2 separate regions of the Homo sapiens genome follow, and region 1 is linked to region 2. Evidence: read pairs that join two places in POLR2A ChIA-PET (ENCODE). Cell type or tissue: CD4-positive, alpha-beta T cell. All regions are shown on one strand.

What was found. ChIA-PET counts read pairs that join two places held together with the same protein. Peaks named below come from ENCODE experiments on the same cell type or tissue, not always from the same donor. Only the 100,000 strongest peaks of a DNase experiment are listed, where the experiment ranks them.
Region 1: POLR2A ChIA-PET joins it to region 2 with 11 read pairs; 2 of 35 experiments call an interaction of 5 or more read pairs at or near these places.

The regions. Positions count from the first base shown.
Region 1 is chr12:1,016,883-1,024,882 of GRCh38, forward strand. All of the region lies in intron 1 of ERC1 (ELKS/RAB6-interacting/CAST family member 1), which reads left to right. Among named protein-coding and RNA genes, the nearest start is that of ERC1, 30 kb to the left of the region's middle. In CD4-positive, alpha-beta T cell, no CTCF peak of the experiment used is centred here; no DNase peak of the experiment used is centred here.
Region 2 is chr12:1,786,928-1,794,927 of GRCh38, forward strand. It overlaps ADIPOR2 (adiponectin receptor 2), which reads left to right. Exons shown (of 8, transcript NM_024551.3): 8 at 1-1,747. CACNA2D4 (calcium voltage-gated channel auxiliary subunit alpha2delta 4) reads right to left here. Exons shown (of 38, transcript NM_172364.5): 38 at 5,036-6,832. The coding sequence ends at 6,728. Among named protein-coding and RNA genes, the nearest start is that of LRTM2, 30 kb to the right of the region's middle. In CD4-positive, alpha-beta T cell, CTCF peaks have their summits at 4,358 (motif pointing left) and 4,557; DNase peaks (open chromatin) are centred at 4,374 and 4,864; H3K27ac peaks cover 607 bases.

The DNA.
Region 1 (8,000 bases), 770 kb before region 2:
TCAAGTGATCTGCCTGCCTTGGCCTCCCAAATTATTGGGATTATAGGCGTGAGCCACCGTGCCCGGCTTCAGTGCTTTTCTTAGGGAAAAATGATTCTGGAATTTTTGAATATTTTTATTTATTATTTTTTTGAGATGGAATCTTGCTCTGTCACCCAGGCTGGAGTGCAGTGGCATGATCTCGGCTCACTGCAGCCTCCACATCCTGGGTTCAAGTGATTCTCCTGCCTCAGCCTCCTGAGTAGCTGGGGTTACAGGTATGTGCCACCACGCCCAGCTAATTTTTGTATTTTTAGTAGAGACGGGGTTTCACCATGCTGGTCAGGCTGATCTCAAACTCCTGACCTCAGGTGATCCACCCGCCTCAGCCTCCCAAAGTGCTGGGATTACAGGCATGACCCACCATGCTCGTCCTGAATATTCTTTGTGTTTTTTTCTGACAGGCTTTGTGATGTGAATAGTAGTGAATTGATAGTGAAACTGTATTGTTAATAAACACATAATTTAAGATAAGCCAGATTTCTGGTAATATTCTTCTCAGAATTAGATTTTAGGAAATTTCTCTAAATGTAAATCCTGGAAAGCTTGCAGAGATTTAAATGTTGTTCTGGTATTTTTTTTTTTTTTTTTTTTGAGACGGTGTCTTGCTCTGTCACCTAGGCTTGGAGTACAGTGGCACAGTATCTGCTCACTGCAACCTCCACCTCCCGGGTTCAAGCGATTCTCATGCCTCAGCCTCCCAAGTAGCTGGGACTAGAGGCGTGCGCTATCACACCCCGCTAATTTTTGTATTTTTCGTAGAGATGGAGTTTCACCATATTGGCCAGGCTGGCCTCGAGCTCCTGGTCTCAGGTGATCTGCCCGCCTCAGCCTCCCAAAGTGCTAGGATTACAGGCGTGAGCCACCATGCCCAGCCCATCTGGTATTTTTAAAAAACTCAAAATATAGGGTACAAAATTCATCTTAAGTGCTTGGTACATCTTTAGCTTGGTAGGTCTCTGACATAGAGTTTAATAGAGATTTTTTTAGTATTGAGAACCCATTTGTCCCCACAGACATATTTTCTGCGTGTGATTGCTCTGTGTGTATGTGAATTTTTAATTTCTTTCTTAGATGAGAGGCATTAGTCTGTTTTTGAGCTTATGCCATCTTCTTGGAATTAAGATTTAGCTACAGAAGTTTGTATTCTTATTAATGCAGGAAGAACAGTTTTTTAAAAAATTGAAATCTTGCCCATTTAGTTAATTATTTTCAGGGGATAGATGACAAAAGTAAATTGCAAGACATGTACAGAAGGAGGTTGTCAGTTCATGGAATTTGTTTTATTTATTTATTTTTATTCAGAGTCTCACTCTGTTGCCCAGGCTGGAGTGCAGTGGCATGGTCTCAGCTCACTGCAACTTCCACCTCCCGGCTTCAAGCGATTCTCCAAGTTGATTCTCCTCCCTCAGCCTGTGGAGCTGCTGGGAGTACAGGTGTGCGCCACCATGCCTGGCTAATTTTTGTATTTTTAGTAGAGACGGGGTTTCGCCATGTTGGCCAGGCTGGTCTCGAACTCCTGACCTCAAGTGATCCGCCTGCCTCGGCCTCCCAAAGTGCTGGGGTTACAGGCGTGAGCCACCACACCCAGCCTAATTCATAAAATTTGGATACTGTTTAAAGATAGAGAAAACTTTCTTAACTTGAGGAAAATGTTAAAAATTGCTTTCATTATATTTGTTTTAGATTACATTTAGTTGCAGGTTCCATAAACTACATTCAAGATTAGTACTGCTTTTTAAATGTATATGAACTATCTAATGGTTTTTACGTGGATTTAGGTTAATTGTGGCGTTGGCAAACACTTACTGCCTGCTTGATTTGTATTAGACACTGTGCTAGGTTTTGGAGATGGAGTAAGACATTCCTTTACTTTTAAGGAGGTGATTAACTAAAACAATAATTACATTATTTTAAAAGCCCCTGGTTACCTCAGAGGAGCACCTAAATTAGACTGAGGGGCATGAAGGTTTGTGTAGGATTGTGACTGTTGAACTTAGTTTGGAAAAATGAGCAGTAGTTAGCCAGTTGATGGGGCAGAAGAAGGTCATGGAAACCAGAGACAGCTTGGTATTTCAGGGAATTGCATAGACCTGATTATGGTTGTCACGTGGAGAAGGACAGTGGATAAGTAGTAGTTTCAGAGAGATAGGCAGGGCCAAATGATGAAAAATCTCATATGCACTACCAAGGAATTCAGATTAAAAAAAAATATTTTTTGAGACAACGTCTGGCTCTGTCTCCCAGGCTGGAGTGCAGTGGCATGATCTCTGCTCACTGCAACCTCCGCCTCTTGGGCTGAAGTTACCTTCCCACCTCAGCCTCCCAAGTAGTTGGGATTACAGGTGTATACCACCTGGCCCAGCTAATTTTTTGTATTTTTAGTAGAAACGGGATTTTGCCATGTTGCCCAGGCCAGTCTTGAACTCCTTAGCTCAAGTGATCATCCTGCCTCGGGTTCCCGAAGTGCTGGGGTTATAGGTATGAGCCACCGTGCCCAGCCAAGACATTTTTAAAATGTGAGAATACACAAGCACACATTCCATTAGCTGTCAGTGGGATATTATCACATGTCATGTAGCTCTGGAAAACACTATCATGCACTTGTGAGAGAATCACGGTGAAAAAGGCCAATGACATCATCCTTTTATGGAAATAGTTTTGCCCTCATGGACCTCCTGCAAGGGGGTCTTGAGCACCCCTGGAATCCCTTACCCATCTGGAGAATCATATTAGAAGATCATTATGGCACTGGTGTTGAGAATTGTTTAGAACCTATAAAAAGAATCACATTTATTTTTGCTTTTTTGAGACAGGGTCTTGCCATGTCATCCACGCTGTAGTGCAGTGGAACTATCGTGGCTCGCTGTAGTGCAGTGGCACTATCATGGCTCACTGTAGCCATGAACTCTTGGGTTCAAGCAATCTTCCTGCCTCAGCTTCCTGAGTAGCTGGGACTGCAGGCATGAGCCACTATGCTGGGCTATTTTTTTTTTTATTTTTAAATTTTTTTTGCAGAGATAGGATCTTGCCGTGTTGTCCAGGCTGGTCTTGAACTCCTAGACTCAAGCAATTCTCCTGCCTTGTCTCCCAAAGTGCTAGGATTACAGGCATGGGCCACTGTGTCAGGCCAAGAAGGACATTTCATATTGTGATCCAATATGCGCACTTTAAACATCGCAGAAAACAAGACTGTATTATCTCTTGCTGCTTTACAAATTACTTCAAAACTTACTGGATTTAAAGAACATCTGGCTGGACACAGTGGCTCATGCTTGTAACCCCAGCACTTTGAGAGACCAAGGCAGATGGATCGCCTGATATCAGGAGTTTGAGACCAGCCTGGCCAATATGGCGAAACCCCATCTCTACTAAAAATACAGAAATTAGCAGGGCCTGGTGGCACATGCCTGTAATCCCAGCTACTTGGGAGGCTGAGGCAGGAGAATCGCTTGAACCTGGGAGACGGAGGTTGCAGTGAGCCAAGATTGTGCTACTGCACTCCAGCTTGGGCAACAGAGTGAGACTCCTTCTCAACAAAACAAAACAAAAAGAAACAAACATCTCAGATTTTATGAAGAGTATGTATTGGGTGATTCTGACTCAGGGTATCTAGTGAGGTTGCAGTCAAGATGTTGACTGCTGAGTTTACACTCATTTCAATTCTTGACTGGGATTGGAGGATCTTTGAAGCTATCTCACGTGGCTGTTGGCAGGAGACCTCAGTTTCTGAATATGTGACTCTCTTCACAGGGTAGTTTGAAGTTTGAGTATCCTCACGACATGGCAGCTGGATTCCTGAGAGAGAGTGATTTGAGAGAGTGACGAAGACAGAAGCCCCAGTGTCTTTTAAGAGTTAGTCATGAAAGTACATCATTGGAAGCAAGTCATTAAGTCCAGTCCACACTCAAGGAGAGGAAATTTAGTCTCCCTCTTGAAGGGAGGAGCATTAAATAATTTATGAACATACTTTAAAACTACCACAAATAATTGTCAGGAGAATGAATCTTCCATGAGCTTCTTATTTCTTTTGTTTGAGATGGAGTCCTGCTCTTTCACCCAGGCAGGAGTGCAGTGGCGCAGTCTGGGCTCACTGCAGCCTCCACCTCCCGGGTTCAAGCGATTCTTCTGCCTCAGCCTCCTGAGTAGCTGGGATTACAGGCACATGGCCACCATGCCTGGCTAATTTTTGTATTTTTAGTAGAGACGGGGTTTCACCATGTTGGCCAAACTGGTCTCAAACTCCTGACCTCAAGTGATCTGCCTGTCTCAGCCTCCCAAAGTGCTGGGGTTACAGGCATGAGCCACTGCATCCAGCCGAGACTCTTATTTCATATACACCCTGTTGAGTGTGCCAGGAATGCAAGCAAGGCCTTGACTGTTCCTAGGCCAGGCCATTTTTCAGGATTGTGTTTGCAGCGGGCCACTTTGCGGGAGGAGGTAATGTCTTCCATTGGGACAAAGAGCAGGCCTACTTACTACTTACTATAAAAGTGGTGGATTCCGGCCGGGCGCGGTGGCTCATGCCTGTAATCCCAGCACTTTGGGAGGCCGAGGTGGGCGGTCAGGAGATCGAGACCATCCTGGCTAACATGGTGAAACCCCGTATCTACTAAAAATACAAAAAATTAGCCGGGCGTGGTGGCACGCACCTGTAGTCCCAGCTACTCGGGAGGCTGAGGCAGAAGAATGGCATGAACCCGGGAGGCGGAGCTTGCAGTGAGCCCAGATCGCACCACTGCACTCCAGCCTGGGCGACAGAACAAGACTCCGTCTCAAAAAAAAAAAAAAAAAGTGGTGGATTCCCTAAGCCCAATGTTCCTTAGCTGTGATGCAAACCCACTGCCTGTGTAGCATCCATCTGAGCCCCTCCATGTCACCTTATGGGACTTGGGGATAACAGGGAGACAGTGCAAACATGTTCATGCTTGCTGCGCTGTGAGTAATAAAAGTTCTTTGTGTTTGACCCAGGAGACTCATGTATTCTGTCAGTATCCATGAAATGGTCATAGGCTAATGTATTAACCTGTAAGTAGGGTTAAATAAAATCCTAGTTCCTTCACAGTTCTCAACATTACTTATGTTTACTTTAGTGTGATACACTGTGAAAATAAGCTATACATTTTATTTTCTGTTCTATTTATCTGTTTATTTTAGAGATCCTATCTCTATTCTCCTATAGATAGGATCTTGCTATGTTGTCCAGGCTGGTCTTGAATTCCTGGACTCAAGCAATCCTACTTCCTTGGTCTCCCAAAGTGCTGGGATTACAGGCACAGGCTATTGTGCCTGGCCAAGAAGTACATTTTATATTGTGATCCAGTATGCACATGTGCATGCATATGCACACCTGAAACATTGCAGAAAACAATACTGTTATCTCTTGTTGCATTACAATTACTTCAGAACTTACTGGATTTGAAAAACAAACATCTCAGATTTCATGAAGAGTGTGTTGGGTGATTCTGGCTCAGGGTATGTAGTGATTTTATTTCATTTAAAACAAACAAGAAAACAAGCTTGGTTGCAGCTTATCAAGCTGATTTCACAACCTACTATTGGGTCATAATTCTAAGTTTGAAAAACACTGACTGGGGACTGTTACCGTTTGGCTGTGTCCCCAGCAATCTCATCTTGAATTGTAGTTCCCATAATCCCTACATGTTGTGGAGGGACCTGGTGGTAGCTGAATCGTGGGGTCGGTTACCCCATGCTGTTCTGATAGTGAGTGCTCACGAGATCGATTTTATTTTTTCTTTTTTGAGACAGAGTCTTGCTCTGTCACCCAGGCTTGAGTGCAGTGGCATAATCTTGGGTCACTGAAACCTTTGCCTCCTGGGTTCAAGTGAGCACGTCTGGGTAATATTTGTATTTTTAGTAGAGATAGGGTTTCACCATGTTGGCCAGGCTGGTCTTGAACTCCTGACCTCAAGTGATCCACTGACCTTGGCCTCCCAAAGTGTTGGGATTACAGGCGTTAGCCACCGCGCCCAGCCTAGATCTGATGGTTTTGTAAGGGGCTCTTCCCCCTTTGCTTGGCACTTCTTCCTGCCGCCATGTGAAGAAGGATGTGTTTGCTTCCCCTTCTGCCATGATTGTAAGCTTCTTGAGGCCTCCCCAGCCCTGCAGAACTGTGAGTCAATTAAACCTCTTTCTTTTATAAATTACCCAGTCTTATGGGTAGTTCTACATAGAGCTTGAGAATGGACTAATACAGGACTCTGAGGCTAGAGGCAGGCAGTCAGGTTAGAAAGTTGTTTTAATTCAGGTAGGATAGGATGGCATAAACCAAGGTAATAATTGTGGGAATGGAGGAAGAGGATCAATTTAAGAGGTACCTAGAAATCAAAGCAACAGGAATTGTATTGTTTTGATAATATGTGTGTATATGGAGTATGAAGATTTTGGGAGGACTCTCAGGCTCTGGCTTGAGCAGCTGATGTTATTCATGTGAATAGATGTTGTCCACTACCATGTTCTTTTTTTGATTTTTTTTTTTTCCCCTGCAGCAGCAGGTTTGGTTTTGGAATGGGGAGACCTTGATACGGAGTTCAGTTTGGGGGCATGGTGTATTTGAGGTGCATGTGAGGAGTATAAGTGAAGATGTCCAGAAGTGGGATACATAGTTTTGATTCTCAAAGGAGAAGTAAAAAAGTACTGGAGAAGTAGTGAATTTGGAGTCTTTGTTGTACATATGTTATTTTAAGCTGGTGGAGGCAGGGAGAAAGGATTTCTTAAGGATGATATTGTAGTGTGAGAATAACATAGGGATGAAGATCAGAAACATTTAAGGGAGGAACGAACAAAGAAGGAGGAGGGTTAGAAGAAAAGAGCATATGATATAAAGAAACCAAGAGAGGAGAGTGTCAAAAAATTGGGAGTGCTTAAGAAACAAGATGTATTATAGACAGAAGTTAAAAAGGCATTAGAGAGGAAAAGTGTTCATTAACTAAGGTTTCTCTGGAGAAGCCAGAGGGAATGGGGACTAAAGTACCCTGTGGAAGGATTAGCTGTAGCCCACTTCCATCAGAATAGAGGAAGTTAAGGATGGTTGTTGCTGTCAATGAACATGTGGAGAGAGAAAGTTGAGATAGTTCCTGTTTGATTTCTTTGTTTCTCTCTTATGTAGGAGATGAGATACGTAAATTTGATAGGGCTGCTGTAAGAAAGTACCATCAGCTGGGCACGGTGGCTCACGCCTGTAATCCCAGTACTTTGGGAGGCTGAGGCAGGCGAATCCGTTGGGCCCAGGAGTTCGAGACCAGACTGGGCAACATGGTGAAACCCCACCTCTACCAAAAATACAAAAATTAGCTGGGTGTGCTGATGCTCGCCTGTAGTCTCAGCTACTCGGGTGGCTGAGGTGGGAGAAGTGCTTGAGCCTGGGAGGTTGAGGCCACGGTGAGCTGTGATTGTACCACTGCACTCCAGCCTGGGTGACAGAGGAGACCTTGTCTCAACAAACAAAAACACAAAACATCTCCCGCCTCTCCACCCCGCTCCCCCCACAGGTTTGAAACCACCTGCCTGTTATTTCAAACCACCTGTGTGTTCACATTTTTGAGGACTTTTAACCTGTTTGACCAGAATAGATACTGTCTTTAGAATCTCATTTTTGACAATATGATTTACTTGGTACTGTTTTCAATGAAGAAACACTTATAAGAATCAATTTACATAACAATGGATTTTGGGAAAATATTGTTTAATATGCTGAAGCCTGTTGTTACTTGACCTAAGCCAATGCTTTGAAATGATGCTAGGAAATCAGAGAGATCTAGTTTAGATCTATATTGTCTTTGAAAGAAGTCTATAAAGTTGATAGCTATAGTTTAGTGGGTTCTGCATCCACAGCTCAAACCACCTGTGGACCAAAAATATTTGGGAAAGAATCTTAAAGTCACCTTGAAAAAAAAAGTGGAAAAAAAAAAAAAAAGAAAATACTTGGGAAAAAATAATAC
Region 2 (8,000 bases):
TGAGAGACTGACACACTCCTAGCAGCTGGTAAAGGGGTGCTGGAGGCCATGGAGGAGCTCTAGAAACATTAGCATGGGCTGATCTGATTACTTCCTGGCATCCCGCTCACTTTTATGGGAAGTCTTATTAGAGGGATGGGACAGTTTTCCATATCCTTGCTGTGGAGCTCTGGAACACTCTCTAAATTTCCCTCTATTAAAAATCACTGCCCTAACTACACTTCCTCCTTGAGGGAATAGAAATGGACCTTTCTCTGACATAGTTCTTGGCATGGGAGCCAGCCACAAATGAGATTCTGACGTGTCCAGGTTTCTCCTGAGCTCATCTACATAGATTGGTAGACCCTTCCTTTGGATTAGGAAAGATGAGTTTTACCTCTGGTACACTGTCTTGGTAAGCCTGGATGTGACAGACACCTCGGCTCTCCTTGAATAAGAAAGCCAGCAGAACTCTTAAAGCCAGTTGTAGTACGGAGTTGTCAGCACTCACTGAACCTCACTTTACAGGGATAAGAGTGGTGTGGCATTTTAAATACAATGGTATGTTATTGCCAGGGAGTGAGGTACAAGACGATGGCTCATGTCACAGGCCTACCTGATACGGTGTCAGAGAAAGTGGTGGGGAAAGGATCTGGTTCATGGAATTCTGATCTTGGCCCATAGGTGAACCACCAAAATAGTGCTCGAGTCTTAGGTTACTGTCATCAAAGACTTGGGATGACTCCATTATATCCTGGGGTTGTGGGTATTAGAACTAAATATGGAGGTCCTGAGCATGGGGACTGGCGTCCTCAGTAGGTGTTTGGGAATATGGGAAGGGTCTCCTATTTATTCAATAGAGTTTTCTCAGTTATTTTCCTCCCTTGCCCTTGCAATCTCCAGCAAAAGGTGGGATCTAGGAAGAAAGAATCCAGTGTAGAAGTTGAGAAGAACTTGAACGTTTTGGTTCTGGATAAGGTCACTGTCCTAGGTGCTAGGTGGACCGAGCAAAAGACTCAGTGGATGAACTGGTGCAGTGCCTGACAGAATAAAGAACAGTATTAATCCCTTTGAGAAAGCATAGTCCAGCAGGACAGTGGCCATTTGGACAGAAGCCCACTTAGTTTCTTGGGAGCAACAGCACGTATCAGAAGCCAGACTTGCTCTTCGGTCATGCACTTTGGGATACAGCGTATAGGTGCAGCCCTGTCACAACACCAACAGAAGTAGCAGCCTCTGGGTGCAGTCACCCACACCCCAAAGCTGGAAGGATCTGGTTCAACATAGCACAAACCCTTAGGAAAAATGAAATTAACATCACTGATGTGTAATCCAGTAAAATCTCCCTTTTTCGGGTGTGTATGTGGGCATGTGCCCATTTCTATGTGTGTGTCTACGTGCAGCTCACTACCAACAGCCTCATGTGCACTTGACCTGACAGTGCTCGCTGAGAACTCTCACCAGGTTGGCGCCTGAATGCCTTACTCTCAGCAGTCAGAGGCTTGCTTGCTCTGTGCAGATTTTTAATTTTCTTTTTTGGCCCTAGGCTGGTTGGGACCTCTACAGCTTCATTCTTTCACCATTAAATAGTGGCCTTTTTCAGTATTTTCCCTCTTCCCCTTTATAAATTATGCTAAAGCCACAAAGCACATTTTTGGGGATCATAGAAGGTTGGGGTTCCAGAAAGGCATCTGTGTGATGGTTCCATTGATGTGGGATTTCCCTACTTGCTGTATTCTCAGTTTCTAATAAAAAGAACCAAATGAAATATGACCTGTCGTGTGTTTTTTTATTGCCGTTCAGCTTACCTCCCCTTGGCTTTTGGCACTTCTCTGAAGCTCTAATTTAGACACTGTGATTTAAGAAATTTTTGGAAACTTCCCCTTCGGGATGCAGAAATCAAAGTGCTTATGCCCAACTCCTGTTTCCTAACTCAAGCTTTCCTCGTAAGTTGCACCAGGTTTAGAATGGAGGGGAGAGCAGCTCTAAGGGGCAGTTCTTATTTATTATTGAAGTTTATAAAAATAGTCTCTAATGCCAAGGGCAATAGGCTCTACCATAAAGCCTGGGTGTGTAGTAGGCTGTACCATCTAGGTTTGTGTAAGTGCATTCTATGATGTTTGCGTGACAACGAAATCAACTAATTATGAAATCACTTAATGATACATTTCTCAGAATGTATCTCTTTTGTTAAGTGAAACATTACAAAATTTATTTTTTTGGGCACGGTGGCTCACTCCTGTAATCCCAGCACTTTGGGAGGCCAAGGCGGGCGGATCACGAGGCCATCTCCTACAGGCAGTGCACATTGACTAAGTTCATTCCTTGCTTTTGCTGTTGTTTGCTATTATAAATAGGATTTTGTCTTCAATTATATCTTCTAAAAGTTCTTTTGATTGGTGAAAGCTACTGATTGCTGAATATTGGTTTTTTACCCCGACCATTTGCTGTTTTCTCCTCCTAATCATAATTTTTTCTTAGTTGGTTTCCAGTAATAAAGTCATGTTGTCTGAGAAAAAAAAAAATAGTCTCTAATGTAACACTTGATGCCAAGGGATGTGTTAGAGAACTGTCGATGTCATATGATCATAATCACAACCCTCTGAGCCATTCAGGAGTATTTTCACTCTCATTTTATAGATGGGGAAACTGAAGCTTAGGAAGTTTAAGAATGACTCTAGTGCCAGCACTGTATTGGAGAAAAGAGTGAAGAGAAAATTTAAGAAAACCTTTCTGTATTTGTTATTCTGATTAAACAGTGTCATATACATTGACTTAAAGGTTTTGGGGTTCATTAACCTAGTCCCTTCTATATAAGAAGAGGATCTGGTTCGAGTTGGTGTTTGAAATAAAAAAAAAAAAAACGGAATTCCAACCCTTTTGCCTTAGGTAAATTTAGTTTTTGGAAGGGCATTTCCAGTATCAGGATAATATGTTCATTCTGAATTCTCATTTTTAAGTATAGATTTAACTTTAGAGTGTCCCATACCTTACCTGGGCATAGACATTGGATCATTCCCTGCTTTTGACAAACAGTATTAGCTGAAGCCTACTAATAACCCACTTGTCTTTTCCTCGTCTCTTCCCAAAAGGCATCTGAGCCGGGCATGGTGGCTGACGCCTGTAATGCCAGCACTTTGGAAGGCCGAGGTGGGCGGATCACAAGGTCAGGAGTTCGAGACCACCTTGGCCAAAATGGTGAAACCCCGTCTCTACTATAAATACAAAAAATTAGCTGGGTGTGGTGGAGGCACCTGTAATCCAGCTACTTGGGAGGCTGAGGCAGGAGACTCGCTTGAACCTGGGAGGTGGAGGTTGCAGTGAGCTGAGACCATACCACTGCACTCCAGCCTGGGTGACAGAGCGAGACTCCATCTCCCAAAAAAAAAAAAAGTGTCTGTATGGTTCCTGATACCCAGGTGATGTTATGTGGTTGTAGAGGAAGTAGATAAGGACAAGTTTGGATTCTGACTGTACAGCGTGCTAGGCTCTGGGTGCCTAGAGAACCCTCTGGGCAATGTTACTTTAAAATCATCCCAGAAACAACATCTTCTTGAATATTTGGCTTCAATTGTAGTGTTTCATTTTGTCTTCCCCTCAGAGGGCATGAACCATTTGCTAGCCAGCACTGCTCCCTACCCACCACCAACACCCTATCTAATGTACAAATCTTTTCTGCCTTCAGCTGTTTGACTTGGTGAAACAAGGGCAGCCTGTCTCACTCATGTAGAGGCTGCTTATGATGGCATGGGGCAGGAAGGAAGCGTCACGTGCGATGGCCTCTTGTCACCGCCATCCTACTGTCCCACCGTCCCTACCCTGCTACACTACCTGGAAATGAAAAGGGTAGCTTCAGATCTCAGTTGTGCCATTTGCCATGTAGCATGGGCAAGTGGCCGTTTGCTTGTCTAGCCTCGGTGTTCTGTTAAAATGAGGCCAACGATACATCCTCTAGAGCCCACGCTGAGATGCTGTGGTTTCTATAGATAATTTCCTCAAACTTCCCATAGTGATTGGCTGGGTTTTCTGCCAAACCCTCGCTCCAATTCCGTCCTTTTGTGGACTTCATTTACTTTTCTGGCCTTATGATATGCCCACTTTCTTGCCTCCCCGCCGCCCCCGAACCACAACTTCACTGAGCTTAATGAAGTGGTTGAAGCATTTTCCCTGAAAGCTCTTCTATTAAAATACACAACATTATTATGTGGATTTAGTAGTTCACATATCCTTGGTACTGAGGAAGGAAGATCTGACAGCATCCTTAAGTTCCTGGTCCTCCAAAGGTGGTGTACAACATAAGATTTCAAAATTCTGCATTCTAATTTATCAAATGACTTAGGTTCCAAGTTCATGCGTCCGAGAGCAGGTGATGGGCTTTAGAGTGAGCCAGGCTGCCACCTGCTGTCCTTTAGTGGTTCTGCTAAAAGTAGAAGAGGAATCGTTCTGACCTTCAAAGGCAAAGCTTATGAGAATATTTTGTTCTCCAAGGTAGAGAAGGTTAGTTTATCAGAAATGGTTTTTCCTTCCAATGGTCTTGAAAGGGATTCCCCTCGGCCATGCAGAGATATGGGGCCCAGAGGAAGCAGACAAAACCAGGCCAGAAGCTGCTCCAGCTTCCTAAGCTTGGCTTTTTAAGAGTTGATAAATTTGCCTGAAAGTGCTCTACCTGTTTGGGTGGGGATGATAACCCTTCCAAAAGATAACACTGGGTTATGGTCCTACAGAGACTGCTGTTTGGTGTCTGTGAGTTGGTAGTTGGGGTCAAATGCAGTTGGAGGTCAGAATGTGCCTTAATGCCAAAGAATGAACGGCAGGTGGGCGGCCACGGCCTTGGCAGGAAGTGGCAGGGCGAGAGTTAGTGCTCACCCTGCTGTGTGCCGCACAGGTGGTGCCTCGTGACACATGGTTGGGACACTCAGTGATGGCAGCCCAGGGGCTAGAAAGGGCTCCTTGCTGCTTTCTTAACCCTGCTGGGCCTGTTGAACACCTTATTGTTCCTGGCATCTAAATTGTAATTTCTTTGTCCCCACCTCCATGAAACAAGGTAATGTAATGATCGCAGTTAGCATGTATTTATTTAGCGTTTAGTATATGCCAGGCAGTTTCAAGCATGTTACGTGAATACATCACATTCAATCTTCATACACTCTTCCGGTAATTTGGAGGCAATTTTCAACTCTGCTGCAGTTTCTATAACATGGGACTAATGATAGTACCCACTTTCAGGGGGCTGTTGTGAGGATGGAATGAGCTGAAACATGTTATTTGGTACATGTAAACCTTAGCTGTTCTAGCATTATTCTGCCACTTAAGCTGTCTTCGAGCTGCAGTGTCTTCTGCTGTAAGGGGGCATTAATACTGCCCTCACAGGGTTGTTGCAAGACATGACGGTAAGAGTGACATTCTGTAACCGATAATGTAAGTGTGTTTTACAGAGTTGGCATTTGGCCTACTCTAGAGGCAAGTTAGGGCTATTTGCTGGTAGGAAACTTGAACAGCTTTGAACTTGAACTTTGAAGTGTGGAGGCTGAGGGTGATGGAGGAGCGGGGGGAAGCGCCCCAAAAGCCCTGCATGCTGTCCATACCCATCACTGGGGTTTGTTAAATGGAAAGATTTGAGGCCGGCCTCTCCCACATTTCTCCATGGCTTTGCCCTTAATGTTGCTCTCACTGTGGAGACTGTTGTCTCCTGGGATCCAGGTCTTGGGGTTTGGTCGGGGGAGGAAGCTGCGGGGCCTTGGGACCCTGGGGGAGATGTGTGTGCGCTGGGGGTGAGTTCCCAGATAGAGCTTCCCTCCCAGTGGACCCTGCTTAGCAAGTTGGAATGTTCCCACAAGTTCCAACCCTAAGGATTTCACTCCAGGGACAGAGTCAAGTAGATTCTTTTGTAAATCATTGGCCAGAAAAGAGCACAACCACTGCTCTTTTTCACTATTTTACAGCTATTTTTGCCGTCCCCTGAATGTACATCAATTTCCATGCAGCAATTGGATGTCTCAGCCTATTGGCTTTTCATAGATGCAAACTTTCCTTTAGGGCTTTGTAAAGAAGTTTTGGGAAGTTCTTCAATAGCAGCAGTTTGGGGACATCACGTGTAGCCCTGTCGATATTTCCTGAATGGATTTCATTCCTTTCTCAGTCTTGACCATTCCCTTACCCAACCCCCACCCCAACACAGTCAAAACCTTTTCGAGCAGCAGCTAGGAAGGTGAGTGGCCTCCCACCATGAGCCTCACTTTGGGGAATCTATGCTTTAGTTGGGGCATATTCTTGCCTTAGCCTCATCTCTGCATTTGGCCTCATTCTGCTGCTGCTTCTCAGTACCCAGAAGTCCTTGGGTTCTACCAGAGACCACTCCGACAGAAAGGGTCAGAAACAACTGACCCTTTCTTGGCTGGGTCTGGACTCTGGAGTACAGGAAGAACTAAATTATTTTGTCTTGGTCCAAGCTGAGCTCACGCTGGCTTCCCGAAGAGGAGACAGGAAGGTTAGGTCAGAAGTATGCTCATGTTGAGACCTAGGGCAGATGGTACCGGGCACCATGAAGCATCTTGAAAGTGGTGCCAGGTGATTGGTTTCCTGTTCCATCCAGCATTCTCCGGAGCCAGGGGCCACCAGCCCAGGATTGAGAGGAGCGTTGGCCTGGGGGCGACCCAACTGCAGTTAGCTGCATCCCATGTCAGTGCTGACTTTTTGGGATGGCTCTGGAAGGATCACCTTGCCAAAACACAGGTCAGGCTGGGTGGTGTCACCGCAGGAGTTGGGGCAGTAGCCCCCAGGCACACACAGGCAGCAGGAGTAGGGGCGGCGAGGCTGAGGTGTCCGAGGCGCCGCCGCAGTCCTGGGCATTCTCCTGCGAACGCAGAGCAGAGGTGACAGCGCGGCGCTCAGAGGAGGACCCTCAAAAAGGGAGGGGCTTCCACCACTAATTTGGGCCAAAATCCTGGGGAAAGGGGAGTTTTGGAAAGCCGGGGAAGCACTGCTACCTCTCTTAGGCCCCTACCTTTTGGGGGAAAAGCAAAGGCTGGCCCCTCAGCCTGGGAGGGGGGCACCGGCCTTCTCTGCTTGCCCTCAGGCTTGGAGTGGCTGCGAGGTCATCCTCTCAGAATGTCCTCAACTCTGGGAGCATCTCTGATGGGGGTTTCTGGTCCCAGCAGACCAGACTGTATGAAGCACCCGGCTCAGGGCCTGACACCTGGGTCTGGGTTCTGGATCCGTACCAGCCACTATGACTATTATCCACGTGACGGCCCCCTCACATTGCTCGATCATTCGGAACTAAGTGTAGCGGGAATGAGGACAAGATGGGAAAACTGCATTCTAATTCACCTAGGGCCCAAGCCCTAGGAAGCGTGGCTCTTCGTTAAAGCACCTTGGGATCCTGGTTGACTTCGTATTTTAATGACACAGGGGCTCTGCTGTGCTTTCACACCAGCACTTCAACAAATGTGAAGGGTTTTTCCCACCCCACTCTCTGGACACCAACTGGGTGTCTGTCCTGAAACTCAATTCAAGTCTGACACTATTGAGAGTTAGCATTAGAGCTCGCAAGTTACAGGGCTCGGTCCCACAAGGTGGCCGTCACTTCAGATGCCAATCGCAAGCCCCAGGTCTCCTGTCCTTCTGACAGACTGGCTGTAAATCTAGGGTTCCCATGAGCCTGTCTCAGGCTCCGTGAGTTGTTAGCGTGGCTCACTCAACTCAGGAAGGTGCTTCCCTCACCATGACCCGTTTATTATAAAGGACGCAGGTCAGGCGGCTGAGTGGAAGAGACACGTAGGCCAAGGCACGGGGTACGCAGAGCTCCCACACCCTTTCACCAATTCGGACACTCTCCAAACACAGTGGCTCGGGGATTTTATGGAGGCCTCATTATGATCATTGATTAAATCTTTGGCCACTGGTGATCAACTCAGTCTCCAGCCCCCTTCCTTTCCCAGAAGCCAGGGGCTTGGAGCCAAAAGTCCCAACCCTCTAATCCTAACTTGGTGTTTCCTGTGGCCAGCTCTCATCCTGTCTAG